2 separate regions of the Homo sapiens genome follow, and region 2 is linked to region 1. Evidence: chromatin loops called from intact Hi-C (ENCODE). Cell type or tissue: ascending aorta. All regions are shown on one strand. Links, peaks and the distances in the headings refer to the core of each region. The heading gives the core; the rest is flanking DNA.

What was found. Peaks named below come from ENCODE experiments on the same cell type or tissue, not always from the same donor. Only the 100,000 strongest peaks of a DNase experiment are listed, where the experiment ranks them.
Region 2: it touches region 1 in a loop (2.2-fold over the local background); 3 of 110 quality-filtered maps call a loop at or near these places.

The regions. Positions count from the first base shown.
Region 1 is chr2:109,318,089-109,330,143 of GRCh38, forward strand. All of the region lies in intron 1 of SH3RF3 (SH3 domain containing ring finger 3), which reads left to right. It also overlaps a transcript of RANBP2 not described here. Among named protein-coding and RNA genes, the nearest start is that of MIR4266, 10 kb to the left of the region's middle. RefSeq lists an enhancer at 1-759. In ascending aorta, for the core only: no CTCF peak of the experiment used is centred there; DNase peaks (open chromatin) are centred at 3,734, 4,283 and 7,043; H3K4me3 peaks cover 531 bases; H3K27ac peaks cover 6,562 bases.
Region 2 is chr2:109,189,445-109,201,499 of GRCh38, forward strand. All of the region lies in intron 1 of SH3RF3 (SH3 domain containing ring finger 3), which reads left to right. It also overlaps a transcript of RANBP2 not described here. Among named protein-coding and RNA genes, the nearest start is that of MIR4265, 54 kb to the left of the region's middle. In ascending aorta, for the core only: no CTCF peak of the experiment used is centred there; a DNase peak (open chromatin) is centred at 6,187; H3K4me3 peaks cover 1,070 bases; H3K27ac peaks cover 5,063 bases.

The DNA of each region.
Region 1 (12,055 bases), core at 2,094-10,093:
ATTTCAGTACGCAAAAAAAAAAAGCCCCCTTTAAGCAGAAAAACCATTCTAGGGACATTGAGAGACTAGAAATCCTTGCCTAATTTCAGATTAAGCAAAACATAAGCATTTGGCAAATGCCGAGATTGTAAAGTTGTGCAAGCAGAAGAATCACTTTGAAATTTGAGCGCAGCCCCAGATGTTCGGGAGCATTTCCATGCGACTGCTCCTCCTAGCGTGACTGGCTGGTGCCTCCCGGCCCCCAGCCCGGTCCCCAGTGCTTGTCCTCTGCCCACTCGCTGCACAGACCTGGGGTGAGGAAGAAATGCCGCCGAGCGCCAGAAGATTAGGAGGGAATTGTGTGAGGCCTCCTCTCAAAGCCAGGGTGGCTCTCGGCATACGCGTTTATCTGAGTGACTGAATCATAGCACAATCATTTTGGCGACCGTGGGATAAACGCTGTGAGAGAACTGTGGTTTGTCCTTGCGGGTGTGTTGGTTCAAAGTCATGTGAGTAGAGCCAGCTCCTGAGGGGATCGTCTCATGCTCACACTGGGGGCAGCATTTGTCTCTTGTCAGCTGTGAGATCAGAGTCCTAGGGAAGCCAGAATGGTCTCTCAGATCATGCCCTGGCCAGAATCCGGGGCTGCCCTGGCCAGCCGCCAGATACTGACCCTTCTGGTCTCATCCAATCTAAAGACAAAGCATGAAAGCCCAGCCCTGACGAGCTCTGGCCTGAGGCCACCCATCCACTCAGAGGCAGACATTGGCTTGGAGAAGAAAGAGGGATGAACTTCTGGAACCAAAGCCAGCTGGAATTCCTTGCCTCTGGTAGGTGAGCCAAGTGAATTCAATATGTAATGAAACTGTACTTCATAACTTCCCTGAGAACATTTGTATTTCAAGTGTCTGTCCCAGAACAGATCAAAGCCCTCTGCTAACTGGGATTACAGATGGGAAAGGAGTGGCTCTCCATCGATCCTGGTGTTTGTATCCTGCCTGGAACAGCTCACTTTAGGGACAGCAGCTGCTTGTAGGTGTCTGCAGAAGAGGCACTCCCATCTCTGCCTAGATGGGGGCATGGCTTAGTAACTCTCCAGTACCCTGTTCTTGGCTGTCGCCCTGTATATGCCAGATAGTGACAGTGGCATCGTTTTGCAGGACCAAGTGTTAAGCTTGCTGCATTTTTTGGAGTTGAGAAAGAGTTGGTTCCTGGCATCGTGATATGAACTCTACATTTATTTCCCCTCTTCCTAAGCCAGTGCAGGTTAGTTGACTGCAAAGAGACAATGTCCTGAGCTGTGTCTGCCTGTGGGCTCAGTGGGGTCCCGGGGATCACCCAGGCATCCTTTTCAGCCTGCTGGGCTGAAAGCTTGGATTTACAAGTGATTCGTTTTCTTACTCTTGCACTTCTGCTGGGGTAGTGACGGTGGTCAAGAGAAACACATGTTAGTACAGATGTGTATTCTGAGTGAGAGGGGGCTCACAGGGCTGAAAACAAGCCCAGTGGGGCTCGTTCCAGAACAGAAAGCCCCACACTCCCCCATCTTCTCTTATCATCCCTGTTGTTTTTAAACATTCCCCTTATCATCTCCTCCTCTCTTTTTAAAGTGTGCGATCTTGAAGAGTGCCGTGCCGGAGCCAAATGGTGTGGGCAGGTGCAGCCTGCCTGCCCCCAGCCTGTCCAGGCCGTGTGTGGCTGTTTCCCTTCACTGCCCAGTCCAATCTGGAGCTTTTTCCAGCCAAACAAAGGCACCTCTGTCCCCTTAGAGGAAAGAGAGCCAGTAGGAGTATCAGCCCATTTGCCCTGCATTTGGGACCTAGAAATCCCCCGGTGGTTACATCTGGGGTCCCTCCTTGCAGGGGCAAGGTGAACGAGCTGCTGTGAGAAGTAAGAGAAGTCAGAGTGGGTGATGGAGAGTGGGGGGTGCTATTCTGGAGGTTCCCAGCTGGAGCTGTTTCCATTCTAGGTCTTCACGGAGCTACTTCCTCGAAGCTGGGGGTGGCCTCTTATGGTCCCTTCCTTAGGCCTGGAACCAAGTCCTACTAGTGCTCCTGTAAAGCCTGTAGAAGCAACACAACTCTTCTCTCACCCCAGTTCTCATGGCCGTCACAGCCCTCGGCTTGCCTCTGCTCGGCTCATTGACTCTAATTCCATTTTTGAGGGCTGCTTTCCGGGCAGAGGAGGGCGGTGGGAATGAGAGCAGAGGTTTCCTTCCTGTTCTCTGCACAGCAGCCAGTGGCCACCTGGACTAGAGAGGGAGGTACAGGCCCTCACCCTTTCCCAAGCCCACCTGAGCAGCAGGTACAACGTTTGATCTCACCACAGTGAGTGCAAAACCATCCTTCCTGCTGGAACCACCGCAGGCGCCCATCCTCGGCAGTGAGCCACAACTTCCTCCTCACGTCTTCTTAACCAAGGCCAGTTATACCCTTTCATGCTCAAAGGGAGGCTGTCCTACCTGCTGGATACATGTTTGTTATCTGGGAGAAGTTTAGGCCTCTCCCCACCTAATCAGAATGTCTAAACCCTCTGCTTACTAGGTCACCAAAATCAGTGCTGGATTCCAGCTCTATAACACCCAATATGCACAACTGTTGTTCTTGTAAAATTACTGGCATTCCTCTTCTGTAAAGATATCAGCCCCGCAGATGAACAGACAAGTAAACAACGTCAGGCAGATGAACTTTCTGCTGGGAGAAAATAAAACTCGAGGCACATTGCTTTGCTTGCTGTACATGGACAGGCAGAGTGGTCAGATGGAATGGCCATGGATTCGGGCACCAGACCAAGATTCAAATCCCTGCCCTACGATACTCATCACCTGGGTTAACCTTCTGAACCACAAACACTTCATCTGTAAAGTGATGGTAATATTGCCATCTTGCAGGGTTTTAGGATATGGATTAGATTGTATGTAAGGCATCTACATACCTACATAGATTGTTCCATGGGAGCTCAAAAATGGCTGCTCTTACTGATAACTTATAGACATGTAAGTAATGATTACTACTGATAATGATTAGTGATAAGTAGTATTCATGGAAGAAAGACTCACGGACACACAAGACGCCATGTGCATGGATGCACCTCTCAAACGCTTCTTTGCAGCTCTTCACATTCTTTGAGGTATGCAGTCAGTAATAGAACTCAAACCTTATATCCTCGGATTCACTTTTAATTAGGCTGTTCTCATTAAAACGCCATTCCTTTATTGTCTTGCCACTTAATTTAGTAAATTGGTAGAGCAAATGTGGCATGCAGATTGCCTCTTCCATACCAGAACGTCATCATTCATTGCCAAAGCCTATGTGGATTAGGAGCATTTGAAGTGGAAATTAGTTGAGTTCAGGGCATACAGTTGTTGAATTTTGATTATCAGCTTATAGTATTTTTAAAATTAGATTATGCTTTGTTTCCATTTAACAAAGGAAGATAAATGTTGTGGTTGATGTTTTTATTAAAATAGAAATTTAACAAACATTCTCCAATAACTGGATGGATTACAGGAGATGAGACAATCAATAGAGGATTACATTTTGCAAAGCCAATTTAGGAACCTTGTCTAGATAAAACCCTCTTGTGGCAGAAGGGATCTGGCAAAAATGAATAAATTTGTAATAAGTGTCAACCCTGGCCCCCTGCCGTGCAACTCAAGTATAGACAGATTTTTGGAGGGAAGATCTACTTCCAACTACTGTTATTCTGCTAGAGAGATGTGTTCGCGAGGGATTGGTCACATTTTGACATCAGAGGCTGGCCATGACAATCCCAAGGTTCTGCCAAATTCCAGTGGATTCCCACTGCTTACTTCAAGTCCCAGTGTGGTCAGGACTTCAGGACTTCTCTGAAGGGGAGATGGGGCCCTTTTCTGGAGGATCAGAGCTCTGAAGATGATTGGTCCTCGTTATTCAGTATGAAAGCAAATACCACATTTCAAGAAGTGGATGGCTCTTTTTAAAATAAGTCACCTTGGCAACTGGAAGGCACAGCAAGGAGCGAGAAAGGGTAAGGGAGAGAAGCGGGGAGAGGGAAAGAATGAGGAAAGGGAAAAAGAAGGGTAAGGAGTAAGGGGGAGGAAGAGAGAGACAAGACACGGATACACAGGAGACTCAGCGCCCCTTCAAGCATTCTGGAATCCCCCGAATAATCACCACTCCTTCTCCCTTCTTGCTGGAACTTTGTGTATTTTGCATTTCCTGTTGAAGTCATAAATCCAGATCCTGCTCTGTAAACCCATGGAGTCTGAGGGCAGCCAGGGCCGGCAGAGGCAGAACATTTCAACATGTGCCGAAATGTTCCCACAGGCAGACTAGGCAGTTGGGGTGGCAGGAATCCAGGAGCCTGAACTAGGAGGCGGGTGAGTTGTCTTTGCCTGAGAGTTGAGCTTAAATCAGCCAATAAAATTGTCCATCTTAAGGAAGCTGAAATTTCTAAATAAGCCTATAAATAATTTCACAAATAGGGCCTGTGCTGTGTAATAGTGTGCACTGATTTTGAGAGTTACTGCAAGAATAAATTTGCTGAATGAATAAATCTGCAGTAGTCGCCAGTCAAATGTCAAAGGCTGGTCTCCAGCAGAAATAACCTTTTAAAAAGGACTCATTAGCTGAGCACACAGGGCACCCACATAAGTGATTTCTAATTCATTAAGAGGTAGATGATCAGCTCATATTTTGCTTTTCCAGCAAATAAGGATTCAAATAAGAACCCTTCTCCAACTCAGAAATCAGGCTTCTGGTGCCTGCAAATCTCCCCACATCAGGATATGGGCAGACAGCTTTATTGCTATCAATTAAAGTTCCATGCACAAACCTTGTAATGTTAAGATGAGGCCAAGAGGTGGCTTTTCCCTGGCTAGATTGGAATTTAGTGAGAGTGGGCAGGCAATATAAAGAGGCCAAATCTGACTGTGGGCAAGGCTGCTGAGCTGTGTTGCAGAGGGATTTTCTTATACCCCTAGGTGGTCTCGTTGAAATGTTTTATCAGAGACAGGAGGGAGCTTGCAGACTTTGTGGGGCTTCTGCTTTTGCCACTGTGCCCGGGCTCCCAGCATATGCTCCAGAGAGAGGCCTCGGCTTCCAGAGACAATGCAATGGGTGGGAAGGGGAGGTGTGTATTTCTAGAGTGGGAAGGAGGGCCGGGGGCCATCAGGACCCTCTGGCTCATCAGGTCTTGGGCTGGGAGTCATTGGGTGTATAGCAGGCACTGACTGGCACAGGGGCAAGTGTCTATGAAGCAGGTGACACAGAGGAAGACAAACTGAAGAAGATACCTGTATGACTCCAGCTATAGGATCCACATATTCACCACAATGGGCATTTGTGTAAATGAAGAATCACAAACACACATATGCACATACTATCCCAAAGAATATTCAGTGAGATTTAGAAAAACAACCAACCCAAGTGCATTCTCTGTTAGTGATTGGTAGCATGCTGTCCCTCTCCAGGAAGAATATTGTAGGTAGTGGTAGATGGGGCATAAGTCTGAGCCCCCAGCGAAGCTTGAACTCAGCTGAATGTGCATCTGCACTGGGGCTGGAGACTCCTGATGTGCATGGGGTTTTGGTGAGGTTGAGCTGTGTGTCCGCCAAGCTCCCTGAGCCTGTGCCTCGAGGAGATAAGGTGAAGGTGGCCTGCTCTTCCACCCTCCTGTAAGAGTGGGCATGAGGATGCTTCTCTAAGCTGTCAACATGTTTTATAGATGTTAATTATTTTTGTTATTTTAGGTCTCCAAATATTTCAGAGTGCTAATCTTTTAGCTTTTCTTATGTTTTTATCTTTTTAAAAGTAATTTGTAGTATAGTGACAGAGCTGTGCAACCACCATCACTGTCTAATTTCAGAAACTTTCCATCACTGTAAAAAGAAATGCCATACCTATCAGTAGTCACTCTCTGTTCCCCTTCCCCCAGCCCCTGGAAAACACTAATGTAATTTCTGTCCCTGTGGATCTTTCTTTCTGGACATTTCTATGAATGGAAGCAGATAATATGTGGCCTTTTGTGTCTTACTTCTTTCACTTAGCATAATATTTTCAAGGTTCGTCTTGGTTGTAGCATGTTTCACTACTTCATGTTTTTATGGCTGAATAATAATCCATTGTGTGGCTAGACCACATTTTGCTTATACCATTAATCAGTGGATGGACATCTGGGATGTTCTCACTTTTTCACCATCACAGGTAGTGCCCTGTGACTATTGATGTACAAGTTTTTTGTGGACAGGTTTCCACTGCTCTAGGAGTAGGGGTACTGGGTCGCATGGTAACTCTCTTTAACCTTCTGAGGGGCTGCCAGGCAGTTGTTCCAAGTGGCTGCACCATTTTCCATTCCCACCGGCAATGTATGACATTCCAGTTTCTCCACATCTTTGTCAACATTCATTATTGCCAGTCTTTGTGATTTTAGCCATCCTAGTGGATGTGAAGTAGTTTTGATTAATCTTTTAGATTTTAAAATAATAATGAAAGTTACAACTGTCATCTTAATAGAAGGAAAACCAGGTTGATGATCTGTTGACTAATATTTGCAAAGTGCTAATAAGCCCTTTGAAGACAGTATTTGAAGAAGGCGAAGTTGATCCTTTCTCCTGGAACTCCTTTCTCCTGGATCCCAAAGCTGTGGATCCCTGCTGGTAGTAAAGTAGATGAAATTAGAATTGCTGCATAAGCGCCAAATGACTTGAAGGAGAGCATGAATGTCCAGACGGGGATAGAGACCAACTATGAATCTGCCTGTAACTCCAAGGACAGTACTCTCCGTCCCTCTCCTTGAGGTGTGTGCAAGCACGCACGCTGGCACACTGTCTCCTGGAAGGAACGGTGGAGCTGTCGCTTCCCCAAACCCTCTCCTCTTGCCATTCCTATACAGTAATGACTAGTATAGACAAATACAATCACACAGTTTTGGCAAGGAAAAGTTTGTTCTGGGAGAGGCCTTTGGCTTGCGTAAGAGATGTTTTTAAAATGTGTGTGGTTTTTGTGTCTTGTTTTTCCTAGAGGCTAGAAGGGAGGATGCCATGGCTCTGACAAGGCCCAAGAGGTCAGGGAGGGGTCCCTTGGCCACATTTCCTCTGCAGTGCTCGGAAACAACTCACTGGTCTTTAATTTTCTGTGAAGATCAGTGTCTCACTTCATCCCTCCAGCTGGCATGGCTGGAGTCAAAGTGAGTCGGTTTACACAGAGTAAGCCAAGAAATCGTAGAATCCCAGGAGTCATTGGATTTCAGGGACTGCCATTTAATTTCTTTCTTTCTTTCTTTCTTTTTTTTTTTTTTTTTTTTTTTTTTTGGAGACCAGGTCTTGCTCTGTCACTCAGGCTGGAGTACAGTGGTGTGATCATGGCTCACTGTAATCTCAAACCCTGGGCTCTAGCAGTCCTCCCACTTCAGCCTCCTGAGTAGATGGGACTACAGGCATGTGCCACCATGTACAGCATATCATTTCCTTTCTTGGTTCCCCGCTTCCCCCAGTGACACAGCCCCTTTACAACATCCCTTAATATGGCTGCTCTGAGTCTGCTTTAATCCAAAACAGTTACAGAACTCACTCACCACTTCCCAAAGCAGCCTGTTCCATTCTCAGCACTGATCGCTAGAAGGTTCTTTTCTATATGCCCACTCATCTCCTGGTTTCCAAGCCAGGCATCACTACATGTTCCTTGGAATGTCCTGCAGACTCTACCAGCCTGGAGTAGTGTGTAGGGGTTCAGGTGCCTGCTGCACCCTCCTTATTACTGCAGGGCAAAGATGCTGGCCCGAGCAGGGACCACACCTCCCTTTGTTCCAAATCACTCCTGGGAAAAAGTTCAGAGAGGGTTGAAAGTATGCATAGTGTTTCCATTAGAAATGAATAGTCTTTCTGCTTTATTTTTAATGATATTTTCACTGTGAACCGTAACGTATATGTCATGTTTAAAGAAGAACAACAACAAACATTAGTATATCTACCATCAGCCTAAGAAATGTGGAGACCTAGAGGCCCTCCAGGGGTATCCTGGGCGTATGCCACATTTTCTCCACCATGGTAAAACATTTAAGGACACACACGTATGTGGGTCTACATTGTTTATTTGATTTTATCTATCTGTTCTTGGTGCTGAATATTACAGATTTAGCCTCAGAAGGTGTTTTTCTGTAACTTGCTTCTTCCACCCAACAAGGAATCAGCTGTGTTGATGTACATAGATGTCGCTCATTTGTTTTTTTATGTAGTGTACAGTTTTTCATGGATCTGAGTATATCATAGACTATCTACTTCACAGTTAATGGGTATTTCAGTTGTTGTTGTTCTTTTTTTTTAATGTTCATGTAGAAGTACATCCTTACCCTGGAGAATACTATGTTCTTTGGAACAGGATGGCTTGGCGATCAGGCAGCACTTTGCACTCCTACCAGCAGTGGTGAGAGACGTTTCCTTCTGCGCCCTTGCCGACACTTGCTGTTGCCAGACTTTTAAATTTTTGCCAATCTGGTGGGTGTGAAATGGCATCTCATTGTGGTTTAATTTGCAGTTCTTGGATTACCAATGCTGTTGAGTCACTTTTCAGGTCTTTGGGGACCATTTGTGTTCATAGCCTTTTCTACAATGCCTGTTTAAGTTAACTTATCTTTTTCTTGAAAGATCTATCTGTTCTTGAAGATAGATGGGTAGTTCTTACCTGGTGTTTACTGCCACTGTTCTAAGTGGTTCTGGATACAGTAACTGTTTCAGTCCTTCCCAATAAAGTAGGTTTTCTTAGGGGGACGCCTGTCTCATGGGAGAGTATCCGTAGGTGCGCACAGCCACTGGCCCAGTGTTCCCCAGCAGGTGAGGGGAGAGCAGGGGCTCACACCTGAGCACGCTGGCTCTACCATTCGGTTCCAGTTCAACTGCTGGGTTATTGACATATTTTGGATGCTAATACCTTGTTTCTGCAATGTGTTGTTAATATCTTCTGTTTATGGATTGTCTTTTTCCTTCGTATTTAATGTCTTTTGATAAATGGAAGGTTTTTAAAAACATTTAAATGTTGTTCCACTGAACATTTATGGTCAGTGTTTTGTGTCTTATTTAAAAATCATTTCCTACCCTGGAGCTTTTTATTAACTTTTAAAAGTTTTATAGTTTTGCTTTTCACATTTAAGATGTTAATTCAGCTAGAAATAATATTGTATATAGGATGAGGTGGAGGACAATTTCTTTTTCCATCTAGATAACCTAACTTGCCAACACCATTGATTAAACAGCCCAGCCTTTCCCTGCCGCTGGTAAATCACATCATCTGCACATGTTTGTGTCTGGACCCTCCCTTCAGTTCCATCGGTCTATTTGTCTATTGTTGATTAAACTATTCTTTTGTAATTACTGTAACTTATTTAAAGCTTTGATATTTTAGCAGGGCAAGGACTTTCACTCTTCCACATACATTTTAAATCAATTTGTCAAGTACTTTGTCAAGTACTTGAAAATCCCGTCGAGATTTAAATTGGAAATGCATTTGAACTATACATCAAGTTGGGAGAAAATTACAGCTTTTCTGAGTCCTCTTACTCAAGAACATCATATTTCTTGCAATTTATTTAGGCCATCTTTAATATCTTTTAGTAAAATTGCATAATATCCTCCATAAAGGAAATGTACATGTTTGGTTAAATTTCTACCTAGTACCACTTAAAATAGCAACAAAAATATAAAGTATTTTTAATTATATATTTTAGCTACTTGTGCATGGTAGATAGAAAAGCAGTTGACTTTTACATATACATACCACTTCCCAGTGTTCCTGTTTTCATGTTTGCCCTTTGCATAAATTTTCTTTTGTGTCAGTTTAGCAATTCATTTCTTTTTCTTGTTATTATGGATACCTTCAAACATACACAATCATGGAGGGTCTAGGACAATGACCCTGTGTCAGGCGATATCCAGCATCAGCAGCTGTCAACATGGTGCCAAGCTTATTCCATATGTCCCTCCACTTTTTTTGTTTTTTGGGGAATCCTTTAAAGAAAATCCCAGGCATCATATTATTTTATCCTTCAATATTTCAGTATGTATTACCAACAGATGAAGTCTTAAAACAAAAAACAGCCAAACCATTGTCACACTGTCAGAATTAACAGTAGTTGCCTGATATTAGTCCATGTGTGGATTTCCCTCATAGTCTCTAAAATGTCTTTTTATGCTTGTTTTGTTCAAACCTGGATTCAAATAAGGTCCACTCATGGCATAGGATTCCATCTCTCTTACTTCTTTCTATTTCTGGAAGTTCCTACTCTTTTCCACCTATTTCCTTCATGCCATTAATCTGTTGAAGAACATAGTCCCTTTCCCTGGAGAGCTGCCCCACCCTTGACTATGTGGGCTGCATCCTCATGGTGCTGTCTCCCCTGCTCCTCCATTCCCTGTATTTCCTGTAAACTGGTAGTTACATCTGAGGACTTGGCTAGATTCATTTGTTTACACATGTTTGTTTTTCTAAGAACACTTTCTAGGTGGGGCTGTGAGCCTCTGATTTCGACAGTGCATTCAGAATCATCTTTGTACTTTCTAATCTAGCGTTCCAGGTTATCCAGGATGCCTAGGTCATGGTACTGATATAGGAAGGGAATTCCAGAAACAGCGTGGGATGATGCCATTCACCATTGTATGCTCCTGGTCATCACTGTGTCCTGTGATCTGTCAGTATGGTCTTCCTCTCCCCCACATTTGTGTGTGTGAACCACAGTGGTTCATGACCACTTTGGTGGCAGGAACATGAAAATATTTCACCTGAACACAGTGTTATCCAGAGGTGGAATGTCTGAGTGTCAAATATATCCCTGGACTCCCAGTTGCCTTCTCCATGCTCTGAGCAGGGCTGAGAGCTGAGGCTTCCCTGGGGTTGTTAACGGGGTGGTCATGACAAGCTTGGCCACGTCCTTCCTCCCACGTCCTGGTGGCTGCTCTGTGGTCTTCTTGAGGAATTGGCCATGTGTCCACAGAGGCAGTCATCTTAGTCCAGTGGCCTGGAATCCTCTCACATTTCTTCTGGGAATATTTATCTCTTCCTTTTCTTACTCTTTCATCTCCAAATGTTCCCCTCTCTCCTACATTGGTTTCTCTCGTGTGGTTTCTCTGCGCATTTGTTTGGTGTTCCCTCTGTGCTCAGCCTTCTCCTGGTTTTCCCAATTACCAGGTCCAGTCTCTGACCAGACCCCATGAAGCCTGGTTGATTGCTTCTAAATCTCTCCATCTGAGAAACATCCTGGAGATGTGGAAAAAAACACAACTCATGAGAGGAAAAGACTTTTGCATTGAGAGCAAATCCGCATGAGGAAAAAGTCAAGCCCCAAAGAATCAAGTGGACCTGCAGGTGGGGTTATTCACCAAGACTTTTTCAATGAGATGTAAATCAGTGGCTTCAAATGGTTCCAGAGGCCATGGCTGGAGCGGTGTCTTTCCCTCTGTGCTGGCTGGAGAACAACTGAACACATCCCCCCATTCTCCCTTCCCTGCACTGGGGTGCAGCCTTCCTGCAGCAAGTTTCAGAGGTGGAAGGCTGATGATAAGTCTGGAGCTGACAGGCCTCCCTCAAGGGAGGACACTTTAGCAGAGAGATTTGCACATTTCTAGAGGCTGCAAGAGGGCAGTGCTCAGCTTGATTTAGAGCCAAGAAGTAAGAAAGCAGGAGGAAGGTGAAATGAATTGCAGGAGTGTGACACAAAGGAGGCTGGAGATGCCTTTTCTTACATAGGCCCAGCCTCACTTTCAGCCCACCTTCAACCCAGCTTCAGCCAGTTTTGTAAGGTTTGGAACTGCACAAGAGAGAAATAAAAGTTATATGAATGTGAATGGTTTCCAAAAGTCTCTCTGCAGAACCTCTTAACTTTAGGTGCAGATAAACTGCAACTTTCTTCAATGGGTTCTTGGACCCCTAGTCATGGTGACAGTTTGACTAGCATTGAGAGAATGTTGACCAGAAAAAGTCAACATCCCTGGCCCTTACAAAACATTGAATTTCATCTAAGTGGAGTAAATGGTTTAAAAGTTTAAAACATGTAATGAAATATATGTAGCACGGGCATGCATTTCCTTTGCTCCCACTCTGGGGCAGCT
Region 2 (12,055 bases), core at 2,767-10,766, 130 kb before region 1:
TGCAACCTCTGCCTCCTGGGTTCAAGCAATTCTTTTGCCTCAACCTCCCGAGTAGCTGGGATTACAGGCACACACCACCACGCCCAGCTAATTTTTGTATTTTTAGTAGAAGCGGGGTTTCACTATATTGGAAAGGCTGGTTTTGAACTCCTGACCTCATGATCTTCCCTCCTTGGCCTCCCAAAGTGAGTCCATATTCTCTGTTTTAAAAATTTACCCCCTATCAATTTAATGTATTGTGTAATAATCAAAGTTGAATGTAAAAGCCCATTAAAAATAGCTTTTAGGTTTGCATCATTATCTGCACTGTCTGGAGCTTCAAGCAGATCTTTTACAAGTTCCCCAACAGTGAGACCCACTTCTCAACACTGGTCAGAGTTCTCAAGCCGACAGTGGCCAGAGATCATGGTTTAAGCACATCCAGTGGTTGGCATAAGGTTGGAGCGATCATACTTTCTGCACTTGATTGCCTAATGGATGCCTCCATGAGGTTGGATGCAAACTCTGTGTGGAATGTTCCCCTGGTGTTTCTCTAACAGATCTGCTCGTGGTTTATCATGGAAGAAGTCTACAGAACTAAAAAGGAGAGGAAACTTCCAAGTGCTCTTTGATGTTGTAATTGTCGTTGCTTTAAACTTTTCCCGTGATCATATGGGATGATTCTGTGTAGGTGAATATTAACAAACACTGTGATAAGAATCTTTCCCTCTATTACAATCACCTTGACATCCTATTTTTTTTTTTTTGAGACGGAGTCTCACTCTTATTGCCCAGGCTGGAGTGCAGTGGCGTGATCTTGGCCCACTGCAACCTCCGCCTCGCGGGTTCAAGTGATTCTTCTGCCTCAACCTCCTGAGTAGCTGGGATTACAGGCATCTGCCACCACGCCTGGCTAATTTTTGTACTTGTAGTAGAGATGGGGTTTCGCCATGTTGGCCAGGCTGGTCTCAAATTCCTGACCTCAGGCGATCCACCCGCCTCGGCCACCCAAAGTGCTGGGGTTATAGGCGTGAGCCACTGCGCCTGGTCGACATCCTATTTTTATAGATTGTTTCCGATGGGTTGTAATCTTCCAAAATGTTGATTGTGTTTCCTGTGGAATTGTATAACACCTGAGTGAACAGATTGTTAATGAAGATGGGTAAATTACCACACTCCCATTGCAACTAATTATATTGCAGCGACTTGGTGAAAATCTTTCTTATTGTTTCATTTCTACAGTCTATGTGCATTTAAAATCACCTGCTGATGGTCTTCAAAAAAATTTGCTAGGTGTTGGGTGTCTCCCTTCTTTTCCCAGTCACATGACTCACACCCATAGAATGGGATCACTCATAGGTGTTGCATAGACCCAGGCTCAAATTAATCATTTTTAAGGAGTGTTCAATTCAGAAAACATCTGGTTAAGCACTTACTGTATGTAAAGCACTGTGCTCTACCTAATCAGAAAATATGAAGAGTATTGTGATACTTTGCCTACTAGATGCCAATATTTTTATGGGGGAGATAATTCTAATTCATTTTAATAGTTGCGTCAGGCGAGGAGTTAGCACATTGTTTCTGTAAAGGGCCAGAGAGTAAATATTTCAGGCTTCTTGGGCCACAAAGAGTCTAACCTCCTCTGTTGTATTCGGAAAGTAGCTGTAGACAGCATATCAAGTGATTGGAGAGAGATCCAGAGGGACAGATTGCCAATGAGAGTAGAGGGTCCCCAACGTGCTATCAACCGGGTAGGAGGAAGGATGCAGTGATGCCACTGGGATGGGTGACACCTAGGACATGTGCTTAAAAAAGTGGACGGGAAGGTTGTTTCTGACATCAAGAGGAAAGGGAGTTGTTGCAAATGGAAAGTAAGTGTGCAATGCCCTGGAGAATCATTAGGAGCTCCGTGAGGACCCTGGAGGGGCCTTGCAGTACCAGCGGAGGTGCTGGTCAGCTTAGTCTCTTGCATACCTACTGTGAATACTATTTAGAAGAAAGTGGGGTGAGTTATAAATCAATGTGTTTGGGTGCGGCCAGGCTGTATTGTTGAGTGATTCATCTTCCATCCTCATTCTCACAGCCTGGGAAAGGGGTAGGGTGCCCCTCCTGAGAGTCTGCTCAGGCTTGACGCTGCCTCCCACATTATGTGACTTGAGGGGCAGGCATTTCCCACCCTTTCACATGAAGAAAGTGGAATTGCAGCAAGAGCAGTCCCAATAATTGGAGCCACTTGCCCATGGCAGTATAGCTGGGTGGTGTGACAGTGAGGACCAGTGCGTTTCTCCTTGAGGTGCTGATGCGAGGGGAAGCCCTGAGCCAGGCTCCAGCAGTCACAGGGATCACAGTCACAGTCACCTGTTGGGCAAAGTCCCCAGGTTGGGACTGAGGATTCCTCTTCTTTGTGGTTATAAAAACAATAACCCTTTAAGGTCACTGAGACCAGCATTTTTGAAACCTTTACTATTATTATTTTCAACAGAAGACCCTTCTGCTTAACAAAAACAGTTGAAAGTGGTGCTTCTCGGATTGACAAAAAGGGCCTCACACTCCAGCCCCTACAAACCCTCCCCCTCCACCTCAACCCCTGCAGTCATTTTGGCGAACACAATTTGAAAAGCATTGAATTTGTCTACCTGCACCTTCACTTTGCAAACCGAGCGACAGAAGTCAACTTTGGTTAATTTTGGACTCAGAGTTCTTCACGGTACCCAATATTGGTTCTTTGAGAGCGGTTCGGTTCTACATATGGCACTAACTCGTCCACTCCACAGGCTACTGAACCTCTTTATGATTCTGTCTGTATCTAAGCAGGGAACCTGTCCCTGGCACTGCAGCTCATGGGATGTTTGGAGAAATCGTGGCTTATTGGAAAGTGATCTGAGATGCTTGGATACAAAAAGCAGAAAATGAGTTTTTAAAAACCTCTTCTTTTGAGCAGGCATCATTCTCAAAATGTGGAGTATTTATAGCATATGTTACTCATAGAAGACATTAACTTCCCAATTATTAAGAGGAAATGCACTTTTATTATTAGAAATTTAATTTGTATTAGCCTGGTATACATTTGTGTTGGATCAGAGTAAGCCTTTCTTATAGAGATTTGGTAATTTCTATGCCTGTGCCAGCGTGGTCCTCATGTGGAATTTCTGTCTTGAAACGGCATGGAATAGTCTATGAGATAAAGAGAGAAGCTGGAAGTAAATATACAGAAGGTAATGCAAATAGGCCTTCCAACTGCAGAGGAAGACTCTTATAGATGACTGCATTTTTCAAGGACTTAAATTTTAAAATCTGGAAACTTATTTCAGTCCCTGGGGCTTCCAGTGCAGCCACCCATGGAAGTCACAGCAGTGACAGACGAGTTCAGACTTTGACAAATATGAATGGTCATTGGGATGGCTTTGATTCACCATACATTTCTCCTGCACCTGTTTCTGTGCACTGATTTTATGAATTTTCAATTTATGACATTCCAGTGATATGCCAGTTACTATCATCATAGCTGTGGTTAAATTAAGGGTGTTTTGCAAGAAGAAGAGGTATTGTGATGAACCTCTTGTGACTTGGAAACCTGCAAGTTGGAAAAGTTGTAATACAGATCCATCAACAGATGTCAATGTGCCAAGAAATTACTTAGTGTGGTTCAAAGGTGAGTAAATAGAAGTTAAAATTATGAAGGAACATTCTTAACTCACAGCAGTTGGATTTTGAATCCCAGAGGAAAGGCCAGAGGTCTCACATTTTAAGAGAACTGGAATCAGGGCAAATTGTCTGCCCTTCCTGGGAAGATCAGCTGAGTGAGTGAGAGAGAAATAGGTTCCTGTCATTTAGCCAGCATTTACATTTTTTTCTTTTAAGGCTTTATTGAGACAGAATTCACATACCGTGAATTCATCCATTCAAAGTGTACAATTCAGTGGTTTTAGTATATTCAACATATAATGTGTAGCCATCGCCACAGTCAATCATAGACCATTTTTATCACTTCTAAAGAAACTGTTCTCCTTACTGTCACCCCAGCTCTGGGCAACTCTGTGGGTCTCCCTATTCTGGGCTTTTCATATGAATGGAATCATACAGTTTGCGGCCTTTTTATATCTGGCTTCTTTCATTCCCCATGATGTTTCTGAAGCTCACCCATGTGGTATGTGCCATTCATTTTTTTAATGCTGCATAGTATTCTGTTGTATGGATGCACCACATTTCTTTCTCCATTCATGAGTTGATGGACATTTGAGTTGTTTCTACCTCTACATTTAATGATGGTCTAGAAAGATCAGTATGTAGTATACATTCTGACCCCAAATCATTATTTTTCTCACAATTAAAGGGAGGGCAATTAAAGGGAAAAGAACATTTGTGCAGTGCTTAGTGCCTTAGAAAGGGTGTTTTCTACCCAGCACCTGATTTAAGTCTCGTCTAGCCCCGGGGATGGGTTTTCTGATAATCTCCGTTTACAGGGTTTGGCAGGCTGCAAGCCTTGCCCCAGGTCTCCTGGCAGGGAAAAAGTGAGGTCAGTTGGAATCCAGCTGCCATGCTCCTTCTGGGGCACCAGAGTGAGTGACTGACTGCTGAAAATAAACTTTTGAAAGTTTTAGAACAGTCTGTTCTGCCTGTGTGTGTGCACAGTGTGCCAAATCTCCAGGTCAGGATATTCTGATAAAAACTCCCCAAGACGCTGGATGCATGGGCAGTTGCTGTTGATGGAGTCACTGTCTCACATGTGTCCAAGCCCTTCCCAGCACTGGTTGGAATCCCTGAAACAGGCACAGGCACTGCCCGTGCAGACCACGTTTCAGGAACTTAGCATCCATCAGCCTCATGACACAGGTGGATTCGTAACACAGATGCCGGTCTTGTGTTTCTTACCTGCAGGGGACTTTCGAAAGCTTGGGCTGCGGTGTCCCCAGCTGTGCCCTGTTCCCCTGATCTGTGTGTCTGCTGCCACCCCTGCTTCCCAGTGGGCTGGGCCTCAACCCCTGCCATCCACAGTCTTCAGCTGCGCTCTCGGCTGGCTGATGGCAGCTGTGTTGAGGCTCTGTAGAATGGAGAAGTCCTCTGACAGGTGGGTGGTGCGCATCTGAGGAGGAGGGGCATTTGCTCCAGCAGCACTGAAGGGCGAGGAGCACCCCCACTTTCAGGGCCCGGCGGGCGGGCTGGGTAGGGAGGGCAGGCACATATGCACACACAGGCACTTTGTATCTTCTGCATATACAGGAAGAGATGGGTTTGGTGATCAGCAGAGCTTAGGTTTCATCAGGGCAGGTGCTGAGCTTCATTCCCTCCACCCTAAACACTGCCCTGCAGGCCGGGGATGCTTCCAATCCTGAATGCTCAAGCTCTGCCCAGAATGTGGTTGTCAGGGCAACCAAAATTCACAGGACGAAAAGATTGAGAAGCTTACAGTGCTTGACATGCCATATAGAGAACCCTTAGCTTGCTACAAACTCAGTTTTTAAAAATGCTACTTGGAAAAGAAAAAAGAAAAAGAAAAAAATCCAAGGAAGGGAGAAAGTAGAGGAGCTGGGGAGGGAACCCCAACTCCAGGATCCTTTTTTGTGGATTTTGAGAACACACAGCTTTTTAGAAGTGGGGGAAATGAAAATGGAAGGGGAAGATGGTGTTTAAAAGGAATCCTAATACCCTGGTTCTTTGACTGAAAAGAAGAGCATTTTACACCTATATTTGTAGCTGGCAGATGGATAAAAACTAATAGGAAAAAAAGGACAATTTGGTTCTCTCTGAAGTAATAAGCTCATTGGAGATGGGGCTAGGAGAGTGATAGGACTAGGACTAGGACTAGGACTGCCTACACTAGGACTGCAGTCCATGGGAACAGGGAGCTAACAGGAGGGTCCCATAGCTAGGGTCATGTGGCAGGCAGTTCCTGGGAGGAAGGAGGGGTGACAGCCAGGACAAGGGGCAAGTGAGGAGCTGCTGCCAAGCTTCCCTGCCCTCTGGGACCAGGCAGGCCCTGGCCTGCGGACACCAGCGTCTGCCACTCATGCCTGAGTGTCAACTGTCGAGTGTCCCCACCCCTTCTTGGCCTTGCCACATAAAGAGCTGTAGGCTTTATTTTGGAAACCTACGTTCTTTAGAGGCCTGCTTAATTAAGTTTCCCATTTGCACCTAACCCTCGCATGCTTGATGGGCTTCCCTTGCTGGAGCTATTTTTGCATCGTTTTCTGGAAGGATGCCTCTTTCCCCGCAGGCAGCCTCTGACCGTGTGCCAGAGAGCTCCGCGTTTGCATCTTATTTTTCTGAGCACTTGCTATTTTTATTTTTTTTGGTACTCATTTGACCTGGACTTCTGATAAGGCGTTTAAAAATAGCCTTTGGACTTCCTGTGGGTAATTGGGCTTCTCAGAATCTCCCCTCTACTTTTAAATACCTGCTGATTTGTGTCGCCTGATCCCGGCATGGAGTCTGGCTATGCGTTTGGAAGGTCTCTCGAATTTCCCTTCCACCTCTCAGGGTTGCATTATCTCATTACTGACTGAGCACCTCGCCCTGCAGCGAGAAGGGCCAGGTACCTTGCGGGCCTTCTGGAGACACCACCAGAAACTCCCATTTGCAGTAGCAAATCTGTACGCACACCTGTTTTTCCAAAGTGGGAATCCAGGTGATGTCGAAGGGCTCCAGAGGGAACGCAGACCACCTGGCTCTAAGCCTCCTTTAATGGGACGAGGGACAGAAGCCGGCAGGCACACGTCCCACTCAGGGTCACATGGCTGGTTGGCCATGGCAGAGCTGCAGCCTGGAGGCCTTGTCCACCCTTGAGGCCATGTCGGGGTGTTTGGGACGGCAGAGACTGCCCACCCTCCTGCATCCGCTGCTCTCCTGGGCCCCTGGGCTGCTCCAGGCCAGCAGCCCTGGATTGGTGTAGCTCCCCTGGCCCCAAGGCCTGGCGTTGGGCTGTGGCTTGCAGGCCTGGCTCGGTCCTACCACTGGTCCTTCTATCATTTAATCCCGTGGCGGGCAGCCTCCTGCTGTGGCATGGCTTCCACAGCCCTTCCTCCATCCTGGGCAGCCCTGCAAGGGAGGACACAGGTGACTCCCTTCCAGTCTGTTTCTAGAGTGTCTGGGACCAGCTACTTAGCACCTGTGCTGAGAGGTCCGTGGGTTTGTCGTCCTGCAAGAGTGGCCCTACATCATGTGGCTGGATGTGGAGTTGGCCTTGAAACTCCGAGTGCTGCTGCGCTGTGGTTGCGGCTGTACCTGGCCTGGCTGGCTGAGGTCTGGTTGCAGTGAGGGGCTGGCTCTGTGAATCCTGAGCTGGTGTGTGCCTCCTCCCGGAGGAGGGAGCTGCACCACATGCCCCGTGGCCTTCTGGGCCTACTTGTGGCCAAATGAGATCAGGCGCCAATAGCATACGGTCTGACTGCTGACTCTTTGGGGCACAACTCACAGGGAGATCCTGCCAAGAGACAGAGGTGGGCCTAGATGGACTTCCTTTGAGGACCCCGGCACATCATAGAGGCTGGCACTACTTGCTGAGTAGTGCGAAGGCTTCCCCTACACAGTGCGCCCCTGTGCTGGGCACTGGGAACAGGTGCTTAGTTTGATTTCCCTTAGCCCTCACCATAGCCCTGTGAGTGGGTGCCACTGTTTTCCCTTTTCTGCAGATGAGTACACTGAGGCACAGAGAGGTGGAAGAACTGGCCCAAGGCAACACAGCTAGTAGAGGCAGAGGTTGGGTTTGAACCTGTGCAGATGGCTCCTGAGCTCCTGCTGCAGCCCTGCGGCCCAGGAAGGCGGTAGTCTTGTTGCCCTTCCTGCCAACTCACTGCAGAATCTCAGGGACCAGGTCAGGGGGCTGCCAGGGTAATTCGTTGGTCGTTAGGGATGCTGGGATGCACTTGGCCTCATTCTGGGAGGGCTGCTGTTCTGCCTGACACAGGAGGGGTTAAGAAGGGAAGGGAAGGGCCAGACCCACTTGGACTTCAGTCTTTCCTCTGCCACTTGCAAGCTGTTTGTCCTCGGGCTGGTGGCTTAATTTCTCTTATCTTGTTTCTTCATCAGTAAATGGGGGTGAGGCTCTCCCCAACCCCAGCAAATGAGACCCTATTTGTGAAGGCTACTCAGGAGTCAGATGCCCATATTCCCACAGCCACCCTTGATGCAGGTGGCCGGGGAGGGGTGGGAGGCCCTTTTAGGGGGACCTGTGCTTGGGGTTTAATGCTCTGCAGTTGCTGTTTTGAGATTCTTGGATATTTACCTTTGCATTTGTGTTTTGTGAGATGTGTTGGGACAGTAAGCCTGCCAGGGCCCAGTAGGGCCGGGTGTGTGCCTTGCTGGAGTAGAAGGGTGGCCCTGGCCCCTATCAGGCTCTGCACTGGCCCTGCCTGAGGAAGCCTGGCATGAAATAGCAAATTAAAAAAATGCTATGGTGGGTTGGGGAGGAACTCCAGGAGAAAGGAAAAAGCCTTACTTTTGCTTTTTGCACAGAAGACTGCACTTGCCTTTTGCATCAAATCCCACAGAGTATGTAGCTGGCCCCTTGGGCAGCCTTGGTTATTTGGCATCTGGGTGAGGCCCAGGAGGTCAGAGGGGTTGAGGTTTTTCACAGAGTTGACCTGTAGTTAAGTAAGCGGCAGGTTTCCAGCAGAGTTGTGGCTAAGCCCAGTCCCCATGCAGTGTGTCAGTTGGGGGTGCTCGGGAGTGTGGAGCCTGCTGTGACATTTGAAGTCTCTCAGTACCCTAAGCAGAACACTTAGAAGTCCTGCCCAGTGCAGGGATGGCCACAGCAGGGACCTTCTGGAACCCTCAAGACATGGCCTGCATAGGTTGTAAATCGAAGCAAACCAGCCAGCCAGCCTGTGATCTAAGCCCTGTGAGATCACAGCTGCAGTGTCATCTCTAAATGACAGGAATTTATGACCCTGAGGAATAAATTATCAACAGTGCAAGACAGGATCACTTCAAACATCCTTGTGACAACTTAAACAAAACTCAGTGAGCAAGGGGTGTGTGCGAGAGGTAGAGGGGCACAGTGGGCTACCTCTTGGGTACCCTGCCCAGCACAGATTGGAGGATGATAGCTGTCTGAGTTTCTCAGGCTGCTATAACAAAATACCACACACTGTGTGGCTTAAACAGCAGACATCGATTTCTGTGAGATGTTTGTTTCTCATAGTCCTGGAGGTGGGAAGTTCAAGGTCAAGCTTCCAGCAGGTCTCATTCCCAGTGAGGGCTGTCTCCCTGGTTTGTAGACAGCCAGTGTCTTGCTCCTCACATGGTGGAGACAGAGAACATTTTTCGTGTCTCTTAAAAGGGGACTAATCCCATTCGTGAAGGTTCCACCCTCATGACCTAATCACCTTCCCAAAGGCCTCACCTCCTGATACCAAACCTAGGAAGTACAGCCTTTGACATACCTAGGCTACGTGGCACAGCCTGTGTTCCCCGGCTGCAGACCTGTGCAGGATGTGACTATACTGAACACCGTAGGCAGTTGAGACATAGTGGCAAATGTTTGCGTAGCTAAATGCAGAAAAGGTACAGTAAAAATACAGTCTTATGGGACCCCATGGTATATGCAGTCATCATGGACTGCAGGTCTTCACGTGGTGTGTGACTGTATTTACATGGTGGCCTTAAGCACCGTCTTGAGTTTTTCTACACAGTTCCACTTAAAAAATGGTCTTGGGGGTCCAGGCATGGTGGTTCATGCCTGTAATCCCAGCACTTTGGGAGGCTGAGGCGGGTGGATCACAAGGTCAGGAGATCGAGACCATCCTGGCTAACACGGTGAAACCCTGTCTGTACGAAAAATACAAAAAATTAGCCAGGCGTGGTGGCGGGTGCCTGTAGTCCCAGCTACGGGAGGTGCTTGCAGTGAGCCGAGATCATGCCACTGCACTCCAGCCTGGGTGACAGAGTGAGACTCCATCTCAAAAAGTAAAATGGAATGGAATGGAATGGAATGGAATGGAATGGAATGGAATGGAATGGAATGGAATGGAATGGAATGGAATGGAATGGAATGGAATGGAATGGAATGGAATGGAATGGAATGGAATGGAATGGAATGGAATGGAATGGAATGGAATGGAATGGAATGGAATGGATGGAATGGAATGGGATGGAATGGAATGGAATGGAATGGAATGGAATGGAATGGAATGGAATGGAATGGAATGGAATGGAATGGAATGGAATGGAATGGAATGGAATGGAATGGAATGGAATGGAATGGAATGGAATGGAATGGAATGGAATGGAATGGAATGGAATGGAATGGAATGGAATGGAATGGAATGGAATGGAATGGAATGGAATGGAATGGAATGGAATGGAATGGAATGGAATGGAATGGAATGGAATGGAATGGAATGGAATGGAATGGAATGGAATGGAATGGAATGGAATGGAATGGAATGGAATGGAATGGAATGGAATGGAATGGAATGGAATGGAATGGAAATAACAAAATTGTCTTGGGGATTAGGGCTTAGATGTAGAAAGCTTAAGTGTACACAACCTTCAGTCTATAGCACCCGCTGTACAGCACGTGTCCCCAGGGACGTTTGCAGTGTCTGGGGACAGTTTTGGTTGTCACAGCTAAGGTGGGGTGGGTGCTGCTGAGCATGCTGTGATGCATGGGACAGCCCCCCACAGAGAAATGTCACCAGTGGCCAGGGTAAGAAACCAGCATTTTCCTTCCAAGCCCTAGTGATGTGGAGGAAATGTTACGGACATGCTCCACATGCTCCTAAGGTGACTTTGTTGGTATGGAATATTTCTAGTTTACAAGAGAACAGAATAAGAAACTCCAGAACACCCCATCTGCAGAGTCGCCAGAGGGGCCCTATCCTGCACCTGTAGTTGGGGCTTTCAGCAAGGTGTTCTCAGTGGGCGTCTGTTTGCTCAGAGGCCTTCCCAGACCCTGCCGCAGAACTCACTAGCAGCCTCCTTTCCATAGGCTCCTTCGTGGGGTTGCCTGTGGTTTTCTGTCATCTGCCTTGTCTTTCTCTCTTTCCCTCCATCTCTGATGGCTTCTGTGTCCTGTGTGGTCCCTGGGTATGGCTGTGACCTTCATTTCCTTTGTAGTCCCCTGTGTCCTGCTCAGTCGGCGGGTCCAAGCCTCCGACTCTGCCCTGTGTGCAGAGCCTCCAGGCTCCCGGCCTCCAGCCTTGCTCTTCTAGGCACCGCCGACCTTTTCCACCTGGAGATGCCACAGCCTCTTAAAGTGAGCTTGTCCCAGCAGCCTGCCCCACCCCTACCTGGCCAAGCTGGAGGCCTCTTTTCTCCTGGTGTCCCTGCACTCCGGTTGGTTCACCTGCTCACAGGCTCTATTTCTTGCTGCCCCTCCTCACCCCTCATGCCCACTCCATGACCAGGTCCTTTAGGGCCGGCTGAGCACAGAAGAAAAACACAGGGCCCTGAGTTCACAGGACAAGAGAAAAGCTTTTCCCCTAAGTGCGGCCTCTCAGCCTGTCATGGGGTTTCCTATGTGCTGTTTCATGTCACTCCTCCTTGGGCCCTGGGTGCTGTTGGGATAGTGCAGACCTCGCAGTGGCCCGGGGCCCACCCACACTGGCACCCGGGCTGCTGCTGGGGACAAAGGGGCAGCAGCAGCAGCTAAGTGGCTGTGGGGACCTGGGTGGGACCCTGTGAGCTGGAGCTCCAGGCTGAAGCAGCCGTGCTCAGGGACTCTCAGTTCTCTCCCCTGTCCCTCAGCACAGACCTTATTTTATATCAGGTACGGCTCTGGCTTCACACGTCTTCCTTCCGGCGGCCTCTGCATGGCTGCAAGATGCACGGTCCTGAAATGATGCTTTAGTTTTGCCTCTTCTGCACTTAAAAACTCATTTTGCAAAGTGAAAATTTTGCTGGCCTTGTATTTGAAGCCTTTCACAGACAGACCCCAGCCCCACTCTCCCACAGGCCTCCCTGATCTGTGACCTAGAACCCACAGGTACATGGCCTGGGCTTTGGGCCTTGGCCCCTTGCCTGTGTGCAGGCTGTTTCCCGGATCTCTCTGTCTCCAGGCACACATCCAGGTATCTCAGCCGCCACAGGCCAGCAGTCCCACCTCTCTCTCTCTTATCTCTCTCTCCCCCTGGCTACC